Linked DNA regions of Homo sapiens: region 2 is linked to region 1. A link is an interaction called in ENCODE POLR2A ChIA-PET data of the cell type or tissue named here. Cell type or tissue: HCT116. All regions are shown on one strand. Each heading gives the region's core, and the rest is flanking DNA. Links, peaks and the distances in the headings are about the cores only.

The links. ChIA-PET counts read pairs that join two places held together with the same protein. Peaks named below come from ENCODE experiments on the same cell type or tissue, not always from the same donor. Only the 100,000 strongest peaks of a DNase experiment are listed, where the experiment ranks them.
Region 2: POLR2A ChIA-PET joins it to region 1 with 8 read pairs; 6 of 35 experiments call an interaction of 5 or more read pairs at or near these places.

What each region holds. Positions count from the first base shown.
Region 1 is chr19:5,352,535-5,364,514 of GRCh38, reverse strand. No RefSeq gene overlaps it. Among named protein-coding and RNA genes, the nearest start is that of PTPRS, 18 kb to the right of the region's middle. In HCT116, for the core only: no CTCF peak of the experiment used is centred there; a DNase peak (open chromatin) is centred at 6,114; H3K4me3 peaks cover 435 bases.
Region 2 is chr19:5,447,769-5,459,748 of GRCh38, reverse strand. It overlaps ZNRF4 (zinc and ring finger 4), which reads right to left and starts at 4,332. Exons shown (of 1, transcript NM_181710.4): 1 at 2,893-4,332. The coding sequence starts at 4,257. The coding sequence ends at 2,968. In HCT116, for the core only: no CTCF peak of the experiment used is centred there; a DNase peak (open chromatin) is centred at 6,678.

The DNA of each region.
Region 1 (11,980 bases), core at 3,710-8,709:
TACCCAACTCAAGAGAAATGCTTAGATGGCACCTGTGTTATGCCAAACCCTACTTCCAGCACCCTATTAGTATTAATGCAGTACAGCCTCATCCTCATCCTTCTGAGCTGGTATTCATCATGCTTGCTTTGTAGATAAGGACACTAAGGCACAGAGAGGTGAAGTGACCTGCCTGAGGTCACACAGCTTGTTCAAGGCAGAGCTGGCTTTTTAATTTTATTTATTTATTTATTTATTTTGAGACAGAGTCTCACTCTGTCACCCAGGCTGGAGTGCATTGGTGCGATCTCGGCTCACTGCAACCTCTGCCTCCCAGGTTCAAGCGATTCTCCTGCCTCAGCCTCCCAAGTAGCTGGGATCACAGGCATGCGCCACCACACCCAGCTAATTTGTTTATATTTTTGGTCGAGATAGGGTTTTATCATGTTGGCCAGGCTGGTAGTGAACTCCTGACCTCAGGGGATCCTCCCACCTTGGCCTCCCAAAGTACTGGGATTACAGGCGTGGGCCACCACGACTGGCCCAGAGCTGGATTTTACTATCATTTTTTTTTGCCTTTCAAGGTATGGGGGGCAAAATTCCCCTCCCTGTCCTGGCCCTGATCACCCAGTAACCATCCCCAGAGGTAGCCGTTGTTATCCCATGTCCCCTGTCTCCCTTCCAGGGACAGGGTATGTACACACAAGCACTTGTGTGTATATTTTTCTTGCCTACTTGCTTTTTTCACACACACGCATGTGTACCCACAAGCTGTTCTGCACCTTCCTGACTTAACAAGACACCTTCGAGATCATTTCTTTTCAGTACACGAAGATTCTCACTTCTGCTGAGCACACTGGCTCACACCTGTCATCCCAGAACGTTGGGAGGCCGAGGCTGGAGGATCACTTGAGGCCAGGGGTTCGAGGCCACTCTGGACAACATAGCGAGACCCCCCCATCTCTACTAAAAATAAAAATAAAAAATTAGCCAGGCATGGTGGTGCACCTGTAGTCCCAGCTACTCAGGAGGTGGAGGTGAGAGGAGCGCTTGAGCCCAGGAAGTCAAGGCTGCAGGGAGCCACGATTGTGCCACTGCATTCCAGCCTGGGCGACAGAGTGAGATCCTCTCTCAAAACACAACAAAATGACTCCCAATTCTTATACAGCTGCATAGTATTCCACTGAGGGAATAAAGCAGACTATTATTTATTTATTTCTTATTTTTTGAGACAGTTTAGCTCTTGTTGCCCAGGCTGGAGTCCAATTGTGCGATCTCTGCTCACTGCAACCTCTGCCTCCCGGATTCAAGTGATTCTCCTGCCTCAGCCTCCCGAGTAGCTGGGATTACAGGCGCCCACCACCATGTCTGGCTAACTTTTGTATTATTAGTAGAGACAGGATTTCACCATGTTGGCTGGGCTGCTCTCGAACTCCTGACCTCAGGTGATCCGCCCGCCTCGGCTTCCCAAAGTGCTGGGATTACAGGCTTGAGCCACCGCGTCTGGCCCAGACTATTAATTTTTTATGGTGGTAAATTACACACATAATAGAAACTTTATTACTTTATTCATTTAAAAATATTCAGTGGGGCCGGGTATGGTGGCCAACATGGTGAAGCCCCGCCTCCACCAAAAATACAAAAAAATTAGCCAGGCGTGGTGGTGAGCACCTGTAATCCCAGCTACTCAGGAGGCTGAAGCAGGAGAATCGCTTGAATCCGGGAGACAGAGGTTGCAGTGAGCTGAGATCACGCCACTGCCCTCCAGCCTGGGCAGCAGAGTGAGACTCTATCCCAAAAAGTAATAAATAAATAAATAAAATAAAATAAAATAAAATAAAATAAAATAAAAATAAAAATGTTCAATGGCATTAAAGTGCATTCACAATATTGTTCAATATCACCACCATCTACTTCCAAAACATTTTTATCAATCCAAACTCTGTACCCATGAAGCAATACCTTCCCGCTTTCCTCTCCTGAGCCTCTACACTGCTGTCTGTCTTGATTAATTTGCCTATTCTAGACATTTTCAATAACTGGAATCATATAGTCTCTGTTCTTTTGTGTCTGGCTCCTCTCACTGAGCATAACCTTCCCAAGGTTCACCCACACTGCAGTGTGGATCAGAACTTCTTCTTTTTTTTTTTTTTTTTTTTGAGACAGAGTCTCACTCTTCCACCCAGGCTGGAGTGCAGTGGCACCATTTCGGTTCATTGCAACCTCTGCCTCCCGGGTTCAAGCGATTCTCCTGCCTCAGCCTCCCAAGTAGCTGGGATTACAGGCATGCACCACCGTGCCTGGCTAATTTTAGTATTTTTAGTAGAGACAGGGTTTCGCCATGTTGGCCAGGCTGGTCTCAAACTCCTGACCTCAAGTCATCTGCCTGCCTCGGCCTCCCAAAGTGCTGGGATTATAGGCGTGAGCCACCACACCCGGCCAGAACTTCATTCCTTTTTATGGCTGAATATATTCCACGGCATGCATGGACCGCTTTTGCTTATTCATCCATCCGTTGACGGACTGTTAGGTTGTTTCCAGCTTCTGAAAATTGCGAATCAAGCTGTTATGAATATGTGTGTACTAGTTTTTGTTTGAACACTTGTTTGCAATTCTTTTTGGTATTCTATGGAACCAGACTGGGTTTTAAATTTTTTCTTCCTCTCTCTGTCTTTTTGCTTTGAGACAGGGTCTTTCTTTGTCACTCTCTGCTCACTACAACCTCCACTCGCCAGGCTCAAGTGATCCCCCCGCCTCAGCCTCCCGAGTAGCTGGGACCACAGGTGTGTGCCACAGTGCTTGGCTAATTTTCTTTTAATTTGTTTTAAAGATGGGGTCTTGCTATGTTGCCCAGGCTGGTCTCAAATTCCTGGCCTCAAACAACCCCCCCACCTCAGCTTCCCAAAGTGGTAGGATAACAGGTGTGAGCCACCACACCTGGTCTAATTTTTTTGTTGTTGTTGTTTTCTTGTTTAGAGACAGGATCTGGCTCTGTTGCCCAGGCTGGAGTGCAGTGGTGTGACCATAGCTCACTGTACCCTCCAACTCCTGGGCTCAAGTGATCCTCATGCCTCAGCCTCTCGAGTCACCAGGACTACAGGTGTGTGCCACTACACCTGGTTAATGTTTTAATTAAAATCAGCGTATTGGCTGGGCATGGTGGCTCACGCCTGTAATCCCAGCACTTTGGGAGGCTGAGACAGGCGAATCATGAGGTCAGGAGATGGAGACCATCCTGGCTAACACGGTGAAACCCCGTCTCTACAAAAACACAAAAATTAGCCGGGCGTGGTGGTGGGGGCCTGTAGTTCCAGCTACTTGGGAGGCTGAGGCAGGAGAATGGCGAGAACCCGGGAGGTGGAGCTTGCAGTGAGCCGAGATCGCACCACTGCGCTCCAGCCTGGGGGACAGAGCTAGACTCCATCTCAAAAAACAAAACAAAACAAAACAAAACAAAAAAACAGAGTATTTTAATCATTCCCCATGGGTGGACATCTAGGTTGCTTCCATTTTTGCTATTGGAGACAATACTGCCATAAGCACTCTTGGTGGCTCTGCGCCTTGGGCAAGTCACTTGTGCCTCAGTTTCCCCATCTGTAAAATGGGGCTGGTAATAGGATTGTTGGAGGATTAAATGTGGAAATTGTAATAAAGGGCTCCAAATGGTGCCCATTACATATTAAGTGCTTAATTAATGTTAGTCCTCCTGCGAAATGTGGAAGCACTACTTCCTCCCACCCTTGTCCAGAATGTTGACTTTTGTGGCAGAGAGGAGAAAACCGGTCAGATGGGGCGGGGAGAACAAAGCCTGTTATTTCCCCTGGATGACACCAACCCAGGTGGCCACACAGGGTCTGGCACACACAGGGGAAGAGTAGCGCCAACTCTTACATGTCACAGACCCGCGGATGAGTGGGCTGGGCATGTGTCCAGGCTGGGATGCAGTGGCTATGATTCATTGGACATTATGAGCCCATCTGTCTTCCCTCACAGGCTGCAGCCCGGGAGCTGCGGGGACACAGGTGGGGGACACAGAGGCCACAGTGACATCTGTACCCTGGGCCTCTGCTTAGACCCAACTCATCAATCCCAGAAAGACGGAGCTCAGAGAGGCAGCCAGAGGTGGACCAGGCAGGAGTCACTGAGGCCACAGAAGGACAGAGCTGAGCCTGTAAGTGTGAATGAATTTGCTGATTGGTTTGCTTGCTTATTCCTCCATTCATTTATTAGGCACCTGCTGTGTGTCTGGTGCTGTTCTAGGTGCTGGGGATACAGCAAGGAACAAGATGGCCAATTGTGGGCTCACAGTCTGATGGCTCATAGACCCATTTGACAGGTGAACAAACTGAGGCTCAGAGATGGGCAGGGGGTCTGGGGAGGAATATGAACTTTATGGGGAGAGCACTGGAGGAGGCCCGTGGAAGGGTCTGGAGAAGGGGTGGCCTGACCTGATTCCAGTTTTGTTGTTGTTGTTGTTGTTTGTTTGTTTGTTTGTTTTTGAGACAGAATCTCACTCTGTCACCCAGGCTGGGTTGCAGTCGCGCAATCTCGGCTTACCGCAACCTCCACCTCCTGGGTTCAAGCGATTCTCCTGCTCCAGCCTCCCGAGTAGCTGGAATTACAGACACCCACCACCACGCCCAGCTAATTTTTTGTATTTTTAGTAGAGACGGGGTTTCACCATGTTGGCCAGGCTGGTCTTGAACTCCTGACCTCAGGTGATCTGCCCACCTCGGCCTCCCAGAGTGCTGGGATTACAGGCGTGAGCCACCGCGTCCAGCCACGTTCGTGTTTTTAAATCTTCTTCTGGCTGCTGAGTGGAGGGTACAAAGTCCGAGTGGGGTGTGGGAGTAAAGTCAGGGGGCCAGGAAGGGGCCGGGGTGTCTGGGAGGAGTACATCTCCCCCCTGGTCCTGAGGCTGAGTGAACCCTGCCTCACTCTGTACTTTTTTTTTTTTTTCTGAGACAGTCTTGCTCTGCCGCCGAGGCTGGAGTGCAGTGGCGCGATCTTGACTCACTGCAACCTCCACCTCCTGGGTTCAAGTAATTCTCCTGCCTCAGCCTCCTGAGTAGCTACGATTACAGGTGTGCACCACCATGCCCGGCTAATTTTTGTATTTTTAGTAGAGACGGGGTTTCACCACATTGGCCAGGTTGGTCTTAAACTCCTGACCTTGTGATCCACCCACCTCGATACCCCAAAGTGCTGGGATTACAGGCGTGAGCCACCGCGTCCAGGCCACTCTGTATTTTTATTGTTCTCCAAAGAGAAAAGTCTCTGGAGAAAAGTCTCCAAAGTCATCTCTCGGTCAGGCACCAGCAAGATGCTGCTGAGCCGTCCACTTCTCCCTCAGCTCCCCAAAGTCCCTCCAGTCCATGCCAATTCACAGAGAAGGCAGAGTGGTCCCAGCCACCTGCAGACATAAATGTTGATGGCGGGACATCAGGCCAAGTGCTGGAAGCAGCCAGGCACGGAACAGTCCCCACTCAGGCTGGCAAGAATCACCCTTGCCGGGAGGTGAGTGGACGCCAGGTGTGGGGACCTCCTCCCCAGGAGAGTTCCAAGCCAAACGGTCCCTGCGTCCATCTTGTTTCATGCACGCCACCACCAAGTGGGAGCATGTCTGTGGCAGCACTGGGAACAAACCCCAGGTGCAAGATGCAGCTGAGGGTGTCTGCCAGGTCTCAAGGGCAGAGTTGGAACCCACCTTGGAGCTGGAGCTGGAAATAAAACTGATTTACCTTCAGACCTTGGGCTGCAGTGAGGGGGCCCTGGAGAGGCCAATATCAACCTCAGCAGAACCCTACGGCATGCCGGATACTTAAAACTATTTGCAAAAGAACTCTGTGTGGGTGAGATTTCTGTTCCCGCTTTGCAGAGGAGAAAACATGAAGCACAGAGATGAGAAGCCACATGTCTAAAGTCACACAGCGAGAAAGCAGTCCAGCCAAGACTGGAACCCCTGACTGTCTGAGTCTGGAGCCATCCTACTGTCCTCTGTAGGAGGGTGTGGAGGATTTTCTCTGAGAAGCAGCAGCTACTTAACCCGGGGAAGGCAAATGTATAACAAACAGAACACCAGGGTCCATGCAATGGTCCATGGCAGGCATCACTAATCAATAACAGAACTCTTTCCCAGGGAGTCAAGGCCCAGGCATCACTAATAAATTGCAGCACTCCTTTCCCTGCAGAACTGAGCCACAGGCTCAGAATCCTTCTCAACGCAGCCCCAAACAGCTATTAAATATTTCTCATCAATGAGCTGGTTGTGCCATCGGGGTCATTGGATAAATATAGGCTGACTTTTCACTTTTCAGGAAACGTTGCTCCTTCATGTGCTAGATCGACCTTTTAAAGCCAGACATGGAATCCCTTCCCTGTTAAAAAATTCCTCTGGGGCCGGGTGTGGTTGCTCATGCCTGTAATCCCAGCACTTTGGGAGGCTGAGGCAGGTGCATCACCCGAGGTCAGGAGTTCAGACCAGCCTGGCCAACATGGTGAAACCCCATCTCTACTAAAAATACAAAAAATTTACCTGGCGTGGTGGCAGATGCCTGAAATCCCAGCTACTGGGGAGGCTGAGGCAGGAGAATCGCTTGAACCCAGGAGGCAGAGATTGCAATGAGCCGAGATTGTGCCATTGCACTCCAGCCTGGATGAGAAGAGCGAAATTCCGTCTCAAAAACAAACAAACAACAACAACAACAAAAAGCAAAAAACAAAGACAGAAGGAAGGAAGGGAGGGAGGGAGGAAGGAAGAAAGGAAGGAAGGAGAGAAAGAGAAGAGAGAGAAAGAAAGAAGAAGAAAGAAGGAAAGAAAGAAAGAAAGAAAAAAAAAAAAGGAAGGAAAAGAAAGAAAGAATCATATTGGCTCAGCCTGTTTGTATAACCTGGGTGGTGATAGCCACCCAGGTCCAATCTGTTGAGACCAGAGGGTGGGGTCACACAGTGAGTGAGGTAGCTAGTGATGTGTCAAAGGGACAGAGGGTCAAGAAAATCCTCGCTGGCTGGACAAACACCCTGGCAGGGGTATTATGGAAGCAACAATAAGAAGAGTAAGAACAGCTAATAATAACAGCAACCCATCATAGCTACTATTAGCGTGTTAAGTATTAAAATATTCTCTACATTTGGCAGATGGGGAAACTGAGGCCCAGCGAGAGGGTGACATGTGCCCAAGGTCATGCAGTCAGTACCTGGGTGTTTGCTAGAAACTTCCTTCCCCGGGAAAAGGGACATCTGTGCAAGACTTGGCTCAGACGAGACCTTTGCATGTAACAGACTAGGAAGATGAATCCTCTTCTCATGGAGGTGGAGCCTTCCCGTGTCCTAGGAGAGTCCCAAGGACAACCCCTCCCCACAGCAGCTCGCATCCTGTGTGACCTTCACTGAATCTTGGCATGACTCCTCGAACACGTTGGGCTTCAACTCCGGAGCAATCAAATTCTCTTTGTAGCCGTCCTGCCCCAGCCACTCTTGAGGGCCTGGCGCCCACAGCTGTGGGTGAAGTTTGCCTGTCGAGGACAGGAAGTGTCTATCTTTATATTCCAGCATTAACGAGCCTCGATCTTTTTGAGATGGCACTTTCTTTCTCCTCCTAATAAACGAGAATGTATTTTTTTTTTAGCTCTTCCTCCATCACTTGATTCTCAAGTCTGAATTGTCTGAAGGCTTAAAACACTTCCGACTGCATCATCACATTTTTAACATTTTCCTCTCCTGAAGAAGAAAAGCAGAAAAAGGGAGAAAAGTGCTGATTGCATTAACAGGAGTATGGAGCGCAAAAAAAGGGAGGTGATCATGCCACGTTCTCTGCCTGGAACCTCACTAAGAGGAGTGTGTTTGATTCAGAAAACTTCATAGATTGGAGCATAAGGAAAAAGGAAGCAGAAAAGGTTATAGCATGCTATGTTCATCCTCCCACCCCACCCCTCAGCCACCACACAGGCATTTATTGAGCACCTAATGTGTGACAGGTGCTGTCCGAGGTGCTGGAACTACAAGCATGAACAATGTGAATAAAACTCCCCGCCCTGCCCTCTTGGCACACAGAATGCGTGGGAAGACATGTTAAGCAGCTAATGACATAACTAACTATTACAGTTCATGATTTAAATGCAAATTGTTCAACGAGGAAGAAAGCCAGGAGGCAGACTTTGTCTAATTTTTCAGTTCCACACTGGTCACAAGGTCCAGCCAAGCCCTCTCTTGAGCAGGGTTGGATTTGGGGCACACAAGGAATAATCAATGGGCCCAGAAGTGAAAGGAAAAAGAAAGGGTGCCAACATTCATTCATTTGGCAAACACTTATTGAGCAACTACTGTGTCCCAGGCCCTGAGCTAGTCACTGAGGCTACAGGGGAAACCAAAACAGGGAATATCACTTTTTTTTTTTTTTTTAACAGATGAGGAAATGGAGGCTCAAAGAGATGATATGACTTGCCCAGGGCGACACAGTTTTGAGGCAGTGAAGTGTCTGACTCCAAATTCGGGGAATCATCTTTTCTATCAAGTTCTGATACTCAGAGGAACAGCTGAAAATATTTCATGGAGGAAGAGGAGAGGAGAGGAGGGGAGGAAGGGGTGGGAGAATGGAGAGGAGAAGAGAGAGGAAAAAGGGACAGGAAGGAGAAAGGGAGATGGGGGGGAGGAAGTAGAGAAAGATGTGGAGGGAGAGGAAAGAAAGAGGAAGGATGGAGAAGAGAGGAAAGGAGGGGAGAGGGCGATTTTTTTTCTGCGCAGTTTCCGAAGAGGAGGAGCAGAGTCAAAGGAGGGAGATTAAAAGAAGGAGAGGGAGCCCAAGTGGCTGAAAGGAAACATTGTCTAACTCTCAGCATTGTCCAAAACCAAGGCACCTCTCCTGTACAGGGAGTGAGGGTCCCATCCCTGGAAGTATGCAAGTCTAGTTCGTATTGGGAAGGGATCTCTGCTCTGAGAAATCCACTGATTACTGACCTCTCAGGCCCCTCACCTTTCCCTTGATTTGAGGGCAGAGCGGGCTCCCACCAGAGACCTAGGGACAGCCTTTGCCCAGAGACAGTTTCCAGTCCTGGCTGTGTTGTGCAGGCATGGGCTGGTGCTCAGGCTTTCTGCGTCTCGCCCATAAAATATGGCAGTAACAGCACAGACCTAGGACTGCGAGGGCAGGGGTCATTGCAAAGCCCCAGGAACAGTGCCTGGAACAGAGGCTGCACTTGTGAAATGCTATTTCAGGCACCGCCTGCAGCCCCAGTGTCATCTGGGAACTCTGGTCGTCTTTGGATCTTGATCAGGTCTGGTGCACACTGGGAGTGGCTGGCCCTGAGAATGATGTCACCGGTGCCTCCTGCTCCGCCCTCTGGGGGCTCCTGCTAAAGTGCTCAGGGGAATGCACAGCTATGCAAAAGGGTAGAACAGGAGCCAATACACAGAGTCACTGGGGGCACAGGCGGCCCGGTCTGGGGGTGGGGGTGTGTCCTCCTCGACCTTGCTGCACAGGGCCTGGGGGTAGCAGCTGGAGAGGCCAGGAGACTTGGGAGTTCTGTGTACTAACTCTGATTGGTGCACACCCGTGGGTCAAATCCTGATCAGGCAGCAGCCCCCTGAACCCCCATCATCTGGGTTAATGATGAGCATGTGGCCCTCATTGGTGCCTGCAGGTTGTCCAGGCCCCAGAAAGCCTGCAAGCGGGTCAGAAGCTTGGCTGAGGGTCACTCTGTCTCTGTCTGTCCCCAGACTGGCTACTTCTCCCACTCCCTCAGCCTCTCCCTGGATCCAGCCCCAGCATTGCCCACCTGGGCCAGTGTAGTCATCTCCACCCTGGTCCCTTGAGTCCCACCCTGCCTCCTCACAGTCTGTCCTCCCCGCAACAGCAGCCAGAGGGCACCTGTGAGCATCTGAATCAGGTCCTGCCCCTCCTCTGCCTATGACCCTCCATGGCTCCCGCCTCCCTCAGGGGAAAAGCCCAAGTCTTCCTGTGGCCAAGAAGGCCCTGCACACCCTGCCCTGTTCCTGCCTTTTCTACTCCCTCTTTCCCACTCCTCACTCTGCTCCAGCTACATGGGCCTCCTTGCTGATCCTCCAACACGCCAGGCACGGTCCTGCCCCAGGGCCTTTGCATGGGCTGTGCCATCTGCCTGGAAAGCTCTTCTCCCACTTCATCCTGGCCTCTGTTCAAACATCACAGTGATGGGCCGGGTGCAGTGGCTCATGCCTGTAATCCCAGCACTTTGGGAGGCAAGGCGGGCAGATCGCTTGAGGCGATGAGTTCAAGATCAGCCTGGCCAACATGGTGAAACCCCGTCTCTACTAAAAATACAAAAATTAGCCAGTGTGGTGGTGCATGCCTGGAATCCCAGCTACTCAGGAGGCTGAGGCAGGAGAATTGCTTGAACCCGGGAGGTGAAGGTTGTAGTGAGCTGAGATTGTGCCACTGCACTCCAGCCTGGGTGACAGAGTGAGATGCTGTCTCGAAATAATAATAATAATAAACAAAAAACCCATCACAGTGAGGCCTTCTGTGACCACCTATGTATAATGACACCCCCAACCCTTCCTGTTTCCTGTTCCATGTTCCTCCCTGGTATGTCCCATCTGACCCGTGGTACATTTTTTTTTTTTTAAATCTGGTTCATCTCCCCCATTAAAAAAGTCAGCACGTGAGGGCTGGAGATATTGGCCTGTTTTGTTCCCTGCTTTTTCCTGGTGCCTAGAACAGTACCTGGCACTTGGGAGTTGCTCAATAAATATCCGTTGGCTGCATTCATGAATTAAGGAATGAGCCGGAGTCAGACCTAAGGCCGGAAGCCCAGCCCTGCCTCTCCCAAGCTATTGGAGGGTCAGTACCACCCTTTCCTCTCTGAGCCTCAGTTTGCTCAGCTGCAAAAAGGGAACAAAAATAATCAGTCTGATCTCATAGCGTGGATTTTTGCTGCCCAGCTGCCTGGGAAGGTCTTGGCCCACAGCACATAACAAGTGGTCATCCAATGGAAGGTTCTGTTGTTCTATGTCGGGGCCTTCCCAGCTCAGAAACATCCCAATATTTGGGTTTCTTTCTGTTCCTCCGCTCCCCAAAAAAAGTTATGACAATATTGGGGGACAAGGACAGGGACCACAGGCTGGGGGACTGGTGTGCTGCATCTGAAATGCTGCAGCAGCCCCGAGCCTCTAGGGCATCAGAAAAACTCCCCTCTCCAGGGCCCCAGAGTGCCAGGCACAGGCAGAGGAGTTTGAGCGGGTAATTGGGACACATCTCAAGCAGATTTATTTAGCCCTTCCCGTTTTATCCTGAGCAACATCTCCGCTGCCAGGACGATCCCACTCGCCGTCTCATGGTCTCAGCCTCCTGGTCCAAGCCATTCCCTGTGGGCCAGGGTGGGTGGGAGCCAGCAAGGGTGGCAGCGGGAGGGTTAAGTTCACATCCACGCCTGCTGTCTCCTCTGAAGGTGTGAAATAACAATATCGGCCGGGCACGGTGGCTCACGCTTGTAATCCCAACACTTTAGGAGGCCAAGGCCGGCAGATCACCTGAGGTCAGGACTTCGAGACCAGCCTGGCCAACATGGCAAAACCTCATCTCTACTAAAAATACAAAAATTAGCCAGGCATGGTGGTGCGGCCCTGTAGTCCCAACTACTTGGGAGGCTGAGGCAGGACAGTCGCTTGAACCCGGGAGGCGGAGGTTGCAGGGAGCCAAGATCGCGCCACTGCACTCCAGCCTGGGTGAAATAGCGAGACTCCGTCTTAAAAACAAACCAAAAAAATGGTGACATCTATTAAGTGCCTGCTATGTGCCGTGTGCTACTCTAAGAACTGCATGTGATTAAACTCAACTAGAAGCCGCTCATGGATATTTATTGATTGACTTACACGCTGGTCTGCATAGTGGTTAACACGGAGTGGGTTGAATTGCCCATTAAGATTGCTGTTTGCTCAACTTTCAGAAGGATGTGCTATGTGTCCGAACTATGTAAACCAAGATTAACCTTATTATAGTCTGAGGGAAAAATATGGAAAACATGCA
Region 2 (11,980 bases), core at 4,701-9,700, 94 kb before region 1:
GCCAGCTTCAAATCCAGGTCTGGCAATTCCCCAAAGCTGGGCCTCCTTCCCTCTCACCCCTATGTTATGGGTTGAATTGCATCCTCTCAAAAAATATGCTGAAGTCCTGACCTCTGATATCTGGGAATGCGACCGTATTTGGAAATAGGATCTTTGCAGACGTAATCAAGTTAAGATGAGGTCATTAAGATGGACCCTAATCCAGTATGACTGGTGTCTTCATAAAAAGAGGAGGTAACAAGTTTGTGGCTGCATCATTCCAATCTCTACCTTCGTTGTCACGTGGCTGTCTTCCCTGTGTCTTTGTCTCTGTGTCTCTTCTTTTCTTTTCTTTTCTTTCCTTTGTTTTACTGAGACAGAGTCTCCCTCGGTCACCCAGGCTGGAGTGCAGTGGCGTGATCTTGGCTCACTGTAACTTCTGCTTCCCAGATTCAAGTGATTCTCTGCCTCAGCCTCCCGAGTAGCTGGGATTACAGGCACGCACTACCATGCCTAGCTAATGTTTGTATTTTTAGTAGAAATGGGGTGTCGCCATGTTGACCAGGCTGGTCTCGAACTCCTGACCTCAGGTGATCCACCCACCTCGGCCTCCCAAAGTGCTGGGATTACAGGCGTGAGCCACTGATCCCAGACCCTCCAGTGGTTTTAGTCAGCACCCCAGAACAAATCCGTTTCTTTTTTCTTTTTTTTTTTTTGAGACGGAGTGTCTCTGTGTCCCCAGGCTGGAGTGCAGTGGCGCGATCTCAGCTCACTGCAACCTCCGCCTCCCAGGTTCAAGCGATTCTCCTGCCTCAGCCTCCCGAGTACCCGGGGTTACAGGTGCACGCTACCACGCCTGGCTAATTTTTTGTATTTTTAATACAGATGGGGTTTCACCGTGTTGGCCAGGATAATCCTGATCTCCTGACCTCGTGATCTGCCCGCCTCGGCCTCCCAAAGTACTGGGATTACAGGCGTGAGCCACCACACCTGGCCCAAAATCTGTTCCTTACTAAGCTCTACGAGGGCCTGCACGACCTGCCCTATCCCCTTCCCACGCTCCTCCCTCTCCCCTCTGACTCACTCTGCTGCTGCCATATGGGCTTCTGGCTGTTCCTCCAACATGTCAGGTGCAGTCCTGTCGCAGGGCCTTTGCATGGGCTGTACACTCTGCCTGGAATATCCTTCCTGCACTAACGCCTCCTTCCTCCCCTTTCAGTCTCAGTTTGTGTTTTTTGTTTTTGTTTTTGTTGAGACAGGGTCTCACTCTGTCACCCAGGTTGGAGTGCAGTGGTGCAATCATAGCTCACTGCAGCTTTGAGCTCCTGGGCTCAGGTGATCCTCCCGTCTCAGCCTCCTGAGTAGCTGGGACTATAGGTGTGCACCACCATACCCCGCTAATTTTTGTATTTTTTTGGAGAGATGGAGTTTCACTATGTTGCCCAGGCTGGTCTCGAACTCCTAGACTCAAGCGATTTGCTAACCTCAGACTCCCGAAGTGCTGGGAGTGCAGGCGTGAGCCACTGTGCCCGGCCCTGAGTCTCGGTTCTCATGTTTCCTCCGTGATCTCCCTGATCATCCGCCAAGCTCTCTCCATCTCATGACCCCCTTGTGTTTTAGCCCCAGGATTTATCTCGTGCTGACATCTCCCTGCTCATTTATTTAATTATATACTTTGTATCTATCCCCCACCCTGGAATAGCAGTCCCTGGAGAGCAGGGACTTTCCCCTGTTTTGTTCACTGCTGTGTCTGTGTGCCTGGAACCGCGTCTGGCACAGAGTGGGCGCTCTCTGGAGGTTGCTTGGGCTTCAGTCGGAATCTTGCACGTGACTCTCACATTCACACTGTTCCAGGGAATGTCTCAGAGGCGACCTTGACCCTTTTGCTCCTATGACCTCACCTAGTAGCTATTTCTCGTCGGAGCATGGTCAAACAGCCCCCTCACTGCCCAGAAAACTCCCTTGCCTCCTTGCATTTTTTTTTTTTTTTTTTGAGACAGGGTCTCACTCTGTTGCCCGAGCTGAAGTGCAGTGGTGTGATCATAGCTCACCTCCCAGGCTCCAGCAATCCTCCCACCTCAGCCTCCCAAGTAGCTGGAACTACAGGCATGTATCACCACACTTGGCTAATGAATTTTTTTTTCTTTTTTGAGACGGAGCCTCACTGTCGCTAGGCTGGAGTGCAGTGGCGTGATCTCAACTCACTGCAACCTCCACCTCCTGGGTTCAAGCAATTCTCCTGCCTCAGCCTCCTGAGTAGCGAGCAGCTGGGACTACAGGCACGCACCACCACGCCCAGCTCATTTTTGTAGTTTTTAGTAGAGACAGGGTTTCACCATGTTGGCCAGGATGGTCTTGATCTCCTGACCTCATGATCCGCCCGCCTTGGCTTCTTAAAGTGCTGGGATTACAGGCGTAAGCCACTACGCCCGGCCTAAGAAAATTTTTTTGTAGAGGTGGGGTCTTGTTATGTTGCCCAGGCTGGTCTCAAACCTCTAACCTTGAGCGAACCTCCCACCTCGGCCTCCCATCCCATCACACCTGGGATCCCATGAGACATAAGAGGAAACGGAGTAAAAGGGGTTGGAGAACTCTATGGCACCTTTGCAACTTTTCTGGAAATCTAAACCAGTTCCAAAATAAAACGTTTATTTTAAAAGAAAAAATGTGAATGAAGAATAAGGCCATCCAGGATGAGTGACCCGTGTGCCCGGGACTGGAACCAAAGCACAGACGACCCGTCTCAAAGCCACTCCGGCACCACGGTCACAGCCGCCCCAAAAAGGCCCCCCAGCCCTCACCACCCCTCGCTCTCCCGCCCGCAGAAACGGGGATTGGCCTTAGGCTTGATGGGGATGGGTGTCCCCCAACCCCAGTCAGAGGCGGGTGGCCCAACAGCAGCGAGGCTGAGAATCCGCTTTCAAACCCACTTTATTCTTTTCAGACCAGAAACATTCCTCATTGCACCCCCCTCCCTGCCCTAGATCTTTACTGACCAGGGGCCTCAGGAGGGGCTGAGGAGACAGTGGTATACTCTGCCTCCAGGGACGTGGTGCTGCAGTGGCAGTGGGGACTGGCGCGGCCCAGCAGCTCCAGCCTCCGGGAGCGTAGCTGGACTTGAATGGCCCAGATGGGGGGCCGGTGGCCCGGTAGGGAGGGGTCCTCGTCCCTGAAGCTGTAGGTGGTGGAGTCAAAGCTGTCTTCTGTGGCGGCCACCGACTGTTTGCACACGGGGCAGGAGCGCCGGGGGGCTTGGGAGAACCAGGGGTCAATGCATTTGCAGTGGTAGGTGTGGGAGCAGGGCAGGATCTTGAGTTGGTCGCCCTCCTCATACTCATCCAGGCAGATGGCACACAGGTCGTTGTGCCACGTGAAGGTGCGGACCTGGGCCTTCTGGCAGGTAGACGTCTTCACCGGCCGTCTGTGGCTGCAGCAGGCCTGGGCCCAGAGCCACAGGTGGTTCAGGACAAAGAAGGCTGATACGACCAGGGCCAGGGTACAGCCCAGCACCCAGGACACGGTCAGCACGGGGTGACAGCCCAGGTCGTGGCACGGTGGGTCGTCGGGCAGGAGCAGCGCGTGGGCCGACTTGTTGCAGCCCAGGATGACCCGCAGGTCCTGCGAGGCGGCCTCGCTCACGAACACTGAGGGGATGGCGATCTGGCCCCTCAAGTCCTCGTAGACGTGGGTCATGCTCACGAGGTCGTCGGAGTGGACGTTGTGCACGATGGCCGCCTCGAAGCCGGCGCGCTGGGCGTTCAGCACCTTGAGGTCGAAGGTGCAGTCGTAGCGGCGGATCAGCACGATGGCGCCCAGAGAGCGGTTGCCCAGTCGCGGGGCCTCGATGGGATGGCACGCGTTGGCTGGCTTGACCTCCATCAGGTAGCCCCGTATGCCCTCGGGGGCCAGGGGGACGCCGAACAGCGCCGGCAGATCCGCAAAGTCCACCGAGCTCGAGTTGTCTTCCAGCACGGCCCGTACCACTGCCTGCGCGGGCACCTGGAGCAGCGACAAGACCAGCAAGGCTTTGACTGCCACGAGGGCTCGGCCCGGCCGTGGCCACCCCATGGTCACCCGCTTCGCTGTCTGTGTGCTGCTAGGTCCCACTGGAGGCGGCAGGCATGAGGCCTTTGGGCATCTCCGGGGTCTCCCAGGGGGCCTGTGGCCAGGACGCGAGGGCAGTTGAGTTGGAATGACCGCGTGGCTCAGAGGCAGTGACGCGGCCACTGGGACCCTGCTGGCTCTAGGCATTAAGTGCTCCGGACGGCAGAGCGGCATGCGTCGTGTCTTTGAAGGCCGGTCTCAGGAGGTGCTGGCGCAGGTGGCCTTTCTGGCAGATGACATGGAGACCAGGAGTCACCAGGGTTCTAGATGCCCCCAGCTTCTGTGACATCGCCCTGCTACATTCTGTCCCAGGAGCTGCCAGCTGCCTGGGCCTGTGGCCAATGGATCATTCCTAGGTCTGTGATTTGCCGGTACCCGGGCAAGCTTTGAGATAACTTCTTGAAGGCTCAGGGTATCTTTGGACCCAAGGAGGCCCAGGGATGCTTCAAAAGGGCTGCCGGCCCCCAGCAGTGCAGATTCAGCCCTCACTGTGCGAAGACGCTACCAGCATCAGCTTCTGGAGGTTCCTAGCAACACACTGTAGAAGGTTCAATGTTACCCTTGTCTGAGACTCCAAGAGTGACCCAGACTTGTTCAAGCCACGCCCCCCTACAATGAGATCAGTGCTTAAAACCCAAATTCCTGACCCCCTGTCACCATCCCTCACTCTGCTCCAGCCACACAGATCTCCTTGCTGTTCCTCCAACACACCAGGCAGGATCCTGCCCCAGGGCCTTTGCATGGGCTGGGCCTCCTGCCTGGAAAGCCCTTTCTCTCCGTAGCTGGCTCTTTTATCCGGACTCAGGTCTGAGTCCATATATCCTCAGAGCCCTCCTGGACTTGATTTGGAGGGAGAGTCAAGTGCCAGGGTCAGGGTGGGGCTGGTGGGGGTCAGTGGTCCCAAGTCCGCACCGCCAGGTTGGCCTCCAGGCTTGCACCAGCTTCATTCTCTCTCCCTATAGCATTGCCTCTCCAGCTGGGTCTCCAACTGTGCCCCCTGCCTGAGCTTCAGCCCTGGGCATCAGCCTCACCTCCTCCCCAGTCCCCATCCCCCAAATTTCACACCCTCAATCTGTCTGCAGCCCACTCAAGTCGGATTTCTGTCTCTGCCATTCATAAGCTGTATGACATCAGCTAAATTCCTTAGCCTCTCTGGGCCTCAGCTTCCAGACCTGTAACATAGTCTTTCCCATGCTCTAAACTCTCCCATGGCTCCCCATTGCCCTCCAGATAAAGCCCACACTCTTCTCTGTGGCCTACATGCACCCCTGTGGTTGGGCGCCTGCCAATCTCTGAAGCCTGGATGATTTGCAATGTCCCAGAGGCATCTTGCTTTGTTCACCTCTAGAATTTTGCAAATGCTGTTCCCTCTGCCTGGAACAGAATTCTTGCTCCTCAACTTCACTTTGCCAGGCTGACTACTTAGTCTTTAGATTTTCTGTGTTGGCCTAATACCTCTCAGAGCAGCCCTCAGCCAGTGACAGATGGGAGGTGGTAGATAAATGCCCCCACTCCCTCGTCCCTCTTATGGGACAAATCGAAGTATGTTCTACCATATCTCCTAGAGGTCCCCAGTCGAATGAGCTCCATAAGTCAACGAACCCAGTACTGTCTTGTCAATGAGCCCGCTACTGTCTCCTTCCCTTCCCCACCCACTTCTCTCCCCTCCCACAGCTTCTGAGATCACCTCCCACACAAATCTCTTGTACCATGTAGTGGGTGGGCCCCAAATAGAGATGTTGAACCCCTAACCCCTGGTTCTGACCAACCCCTGTGAATGGACCTTATTTGGAAATAAGATCTTTGCAGAGGTTTTCCTTCTAAGAAAGGGAGAAAAGGCCGGGCATGGTGGCTCATGTCCGTAATCCTAGCACTTTAGGAGCCCGAGGCGGGCAGATCAGTTGAGGCCACGAGCACATGCTGCCATGCCCGGCTAATTTTTGTATCTTAATAGAAACGGGGGTTTTGCTAGGTTGCCCAGGCTTGTCTCGAACTCCTGACCTCAAGTGATCTGCCAGTCTCAGCCTCCCAAAGTGCTGGGGTTACATTTGTGAGCCACCATGCCCGGCCCCTGGTGGCACTCCTGCCCCTGCTCTGTCTACTGCCACAGACGGAGGCCACACTATCTAGAGGCCACTGCCTTGGCCACTGTGGATGGCCCTTGCAGCCCAGTGCTACCAAGCAGAGGCAGGTTTTTCAGTCCAGCAGGCATGAGAGGAGGCAAGAGTGGAAAAACAGAAGCAGAGAGGGACAAATGTAGCGGTCAGGCTCGGGTTGGCTGTGGTAAGCAAGACCCAACCACAGCGGTGTAGGCGTACAGGGCTGATTTGCTTCTGAATGTGGAATGTGAGTAGTCATTCCTGGGATGGCATGGAGATGCTGGGGTGTCTGCAGCCCAGACTCCTTCCATCCACCATATCCTCAGTAAATGGCCTCCTCCTCGTGGGACAAGGCAGGTGCGTGAGCTCCAGCCATCACATCTGCCTCCCAGGCAATGAGGAGGAAAGAGTGAGGAAGAGCTCACCCTGTCCCTTTAAGGACACTTCTTGGAAATCCCAGGCACCACTTCTGCTCACACTGCATTGGCCAGAATTAGTCACGTGGCCATGCCTGGCAGAAAGCTTGCTGGGAAATGTAGTATTTATTCTGAATGGCCAACTGTGCAGCTGAAAACCAGGGCTTCTATTACTATGGAGGACAAGACAACAGATGTTGGAGGCGTCCAACACCACCTGTCACTCGGACACACTTGAGTAACCTGGCCTTCAATGGCTGCCCAATACATATTTGTTGAATGAATGAATCCCCACACCTCCAGCTTAGGCCTCCTTCAGTGGTGAGTGAGCTCACTGTCCCTGGGGATGGAAATGAGCTTTTCCCGGGCCCTTCTGTGCACCAGACTCCAGGCCATGTGGCTTCACTCCACCATTCAGCCACTGTGAGCCTCAGTTGCCCCTTCTGTAAAGAGGAGGCAGCATCAGCACCTGCACTGCGGGGTTCGCTGAGCATGGACGGTGCTAAGCATAGTGCCTACCACGTACGAAGTGCTCTGTTTGCATTTGTTGATGGCCTAAGTGACCTGCCCACAGCCCAGTTATAATATTGGGTGATCACAGCTACTCGGGAGGCTGAAGCGGGAACATCGCTTGAGCCTGGGAGTTTGAGGCTGCAGTGAGCTCTGATCATGCTGTGGCACTCCAGCAGCGGGCCACAGAGCAAGACCCCACCTCTAAAAATAAAATATTGAGTGATCAAACTGTGATGGGGAAAACTCAGGCACCGTGCCAACCCAAAGGGAGGCACCTGGCTTATTCTTTTTTTTTTTTTTTTTTTTGAGACGGAGTCTCGCTGTGTCGCCCAGGCTGGAGTGCAGTGGCACCATCTCAGCTCCCTGCAAGCTCTGCCTCCCAGGTTCACGGCATTCTCCTGCCTCAGCCTCCCGAGTAGCTGGGACTACAGGCGCCCACCACCATGCCCGGCTAATTTTTTGTATTTTTAGTAGAGACGGGGTTTCACTGCATTAGCCAGGATGGTCTCGATCTCCTGACCTCGTGATCCGCCCGCATCGGCCTCCCAAAGTGCTGGGATTACAGGCATGAGCCACCGCGCCCGGCCGCACCTGGCTTATTCTAGAGAATCTAGAAGGCTTCCTGGAGGTGGTGTCTTCTAGACTGAGATCAGAATGAGCAGTGGATAGTGCTATGAACAGGAAACGCGATCCTGGCAGCTAGAACAGCACGGGCAAACGCCCTGCCTGAGTAGCCTGGTCTGGCATCCAGTAGATGCTTAATAAGTGAACATAGAACTCCTTGCCATCACTCAGGGCCTGCCCCCTCTGAAAAAGGGTCTCAGCTTCATCCCAGCTTCCTCAGTCCCCCAACAGCCAGGCCTGGGCCCTTCTCCAGACGCCTCCACGAAAGCAGAGTGGTGCCAAGGACTGGCAGCTTAACGAGGCCGGCCTGTGCCAGCCCCGCCAGCCCCCACCTTGGCTGCTGTTCTTCGTGAGAAGCTGCCGAGGCCCCCTCCTGCCCAGCCAGGTGGCGCCCCGTCTGTGTTTGTCTAAGGGGGAGTGTGGCCAAATGGGGAAACTGAGCCCCAGAGGAGGGGGGCACTCGGGGATGGCAGGAGCCACCAGCACTGCCACTGAGCAATGCAGCCTGCAGCCTGTGACCGTGCCTTGCGGGAAACTCCGCTGACCCCCTGCATCCAGGGCCAGGTTCCTGTGGACACCCCATCTTCTAGAGGGGGGAAACTGAGTCTGTGACAGGGGACCAGACTCACTAGGACTACAAAGCCGCAAAGTGACTGAGCTGGGATTTGAACCCTGGCCCCATGAATGCACTCACTGAGTATTTAGGGTTCCCCACTGGGTGCCCACATCTGCGCTGGGAAACACAGCGGACTCCAAGAGTTCTCCAGCCCCTGCCCAGCCCTCAAGGAGCCCCAGGCTTGGGTAAGAGATGGACCCAGACAGCCAGGGCTGAGGGAGCCCAGATAATGGGGTTCAGGGCAGGCTTCCTGGAGGAGGGGAGATTTCAAGTGGACTTGAAGGACAAGTAGGAACTTGGCAAGAAAAGTGGAAGTTGGGGGAAAGAGCACACCAGGCGATGCCTGGTTCACAGTCCGTGTGAAGGGACGGGCGGTGCAGTTGATTCTGAGCATTTTGGAGAATTGCAAAATAAGTCCTTAGGGCTAAGATGAGGGAGGGCTGGGATGTTTGAGGACTTAATTACCAAGTGAACTTAATTACCAGGAAAAGGCATTTGCTTGTGTTGTCACTGATTTGTCTATTCTGCCATTCAGCAAGCATTCCCTGAGGCTGCACCCTGGCTGGGCGAGGCTAGGTAGGTTCCAGGGCATCTGCAAATGAGGACTGGGGCTTTTGCCCACAGGAGGACTCAGGGAGCTCAGGGCTGGTGCCTGCTGGATTAAACCTCCCCACACTCCTGCAAGAGAGGCATGTTAATTCCACCTTCCAGATGAGGAACAGAGAGGTGATTCGATTTACCTGAAGCCACACAGCATACCAGGGGCCAAGCCTGAATTCAAACCCGGGTTCACAGAGCCCTGTGTGCTTTGCTCTTTCACTCGACTGTCTCTCTCTCTCTCTCTTTTTTTTTTTTTTTTTGAGACATAGTCTTGCTCTGTTGCCCAGGCTGGAGTGCAGTGGTGCAGTCTCGGCTCACCACAATCTCCACCTCCCGGGTTCAAGCGATTCTCCTACCTCAGCCTCCTAATCAGCTGGGATTACAGGCATGCGCCACTATGCCTGGCTAATTTTTGTAGTGGGTTTTTTCATGTTGCGCAGGCTGATCTCAAACTCCTGCCTCTTGATCCATATTTAATGAGCACCTGCTATCCGCTAGTGCTGTGCTGGGGACACTGCTGTGACCAAGAGAGACCCCACTCTCAGGGAATTTATTATCTAATGAATTGCAGTTTTTTTGTTTTTGTTTTTGTTTTTTAGTGCAACATGGTGATGGAATAGCGGGTTATGGAGGGGGGTGGTGAATTTAGTTAGGAGTGATCAGGGAGGGCCTCCCTGAGGAGGTGACATATGTGCAGAGACCTAAAAGATGGGAACGATTTGGCCAGGCGTGGTGGCTCACGCCTGTAATCCCAGCACTTTGGGAGGCCGAGGTGGGTGGATCATGAGGTCAGGAGTTCGAGACCTGCCTGGCTAATATGGTGAAACCCCGTCTCTACTAAACATACAAAAAATTAGCCGGACATGGTGGCATGTACCTGTGGTCTCAGCTACTTGGGGGGCTGAGGCAGAAGAATCGCTTGAACCTGGGAGGTGGGTGGAGGTTGCAGTAAGCTGAGATTGCTCCATTGCACTCCAGCCTGGCGACAGAGCAAAACTCCAACTCAAAAAAAAAAAAAAAAAAAATAGATTGGAAAGATTCAACCACAGAAAGACATGAAGGGAGATATGGGGAACAGCATTCCAGGCAGAGGGAACAGCAAATGCAGAGGTCCTCAGGCAGGAAACGTCAAAATGGGCAGTGTAGCCAGAGGAGACTGCGTCTGGGAGCAGAGGAGAAGTGGTCATTAATGTTTAGTCTACAGGTCTATGAATTTTGACAAATGCACAATCACGTAACCCCACCACTATCAAGATACAGAACAGTCCCATCTCCCTAAAATGTTTCCTTATGTCCCTTTGTCCTCTACCAGGAATGCTTCAGTGGACAAAACCTGTCTTGGCCAGGCATGGTGGCTCACGCCTGTAACCCCAGCACTTTGAGAGGCTGAGGTGGGAGGATCGCTTGAGTCCAGGAGTTTGAAACCAGCTTGGGCAACATGGTGAGACCCGTCTCTACAAAAACAAAACAAAAATAAAAACAAAAAACAAAACAAAAACAAAAACAAAAACAAACCAGGCATGGTGGTGTGCACCTGTGGTCATAGCTACTTGAGAGGCTGAGGCAGGAGGACTGCTTGAGCCCAGAAGGTTGAGGCTGCAGTGAGCCACGATCACACCATTGCACTCCAGCCTGGGCAACAGAGCAAGACCCTGTCTCAACAAACAAAAAACAGGCTGGGCGCGGTGGCTCATGCCTGTACTCCCAGCACTCTGGGAGGTCAAGGCAGGTGGATCACCTGAGGTCAGGAGTTCAAGACCAGCCTGGCCAATATGGTGAAACCCCACTCTACTAAAAACACAAAAATTAGCTGGGCGTGGTGGCAGGTGCCTGTAATCCCAGCTACTCGGGAGGCTGAGGCAGGAGAATCGCTTGAACCCAGGAGACGGAGGTTGCAGTGAGCCGAGATCACGCCACTGCACTCAAGCCTGGGCAACAGAGCAAGACTCCGTCCCAACCAACTCCCACCTCCACCTCCCCCCGCCCCCCCCAACAAACACACACACACCCTAGTCTCTGCCCCTAGCCTTTTCCTGGAGGAGAAGACACACCCGGGGGTTCCCAGAGCAATTTCCAGAACATCATTATAAATGGGAGCATACAGCGGGCGGCCTTTTGTGTCTGGCGTCTTTCGCTCTGCAGAATGCATTTGAATATCACCCACATTGTTGCGTGTCTCGGGTGCTGTTTCCTTATGACTGCCGAATAGCACTCCGCTGCGTGGAGGTGACCCGGTGTGTTTATGCAAACACACCTGCTGGATCGCTTCCAGTTTGGGGAGATTAGGAATAGAGCTGTTAGAAACTGCCAGGTACGGGTTTTTGCACGGACGTGTGTTTCCATCTCTCTTGGGGGAGTTCCCTGGAGTGGGATTGCTGTGGGGGGTTTGGTGCATGTATGTCTAACTTCATAAGGAGTTAAGGGGTTGCACCGTTTTGCCTTCCCATGGGCAGCGTAGGAGAGCTTCGGATGCTCGCCATCCTCACCCGCTCTTGGTATTGTCAGCTGAAAGAATTTTAGCCATTTTAGCAAGTGTGAAGTGATATCTCACTGTGGTTTGGATTTGCATTTCTCCAATGACTAATGGCATTGAGCATCTTTGCACGTGCTTTTTTTTTTTTTTTTTTGCCATCTGTGTGTCTTCTTTGGTGAAGTGGCAGTTCAAGCCTTTTGCCACAGGGAGCTGATTAATGCTTTTAAAGGCTTCGTTTGATGCGGAGAGTGACGGGTGGAGAGGTGTGGAGAGGGAGGAAGTGACGGTCTTGATCCAGGCAGGAGCCGATGGGTGGGCGTGGACGAGTGAAAGTGGGCCAGTTCTGGAGGCAGAGCCCTCGGCTGAGATGTGGAGGGGCCAGAAACGAGGCACATCCGAATGACAGCTGAGAAAACCGAGCCCAGAGAGGGAAAGCGACTTGCCAAGGTTGCACAGCAGAGCAGTGGTAGAGCCAGGATTTGAACTTATTTCTGAGGACTCCCCGACCCCAGGACTGCCCTGACTGTGTGAGGATATCAGAGCTCTGAGGGGTCCC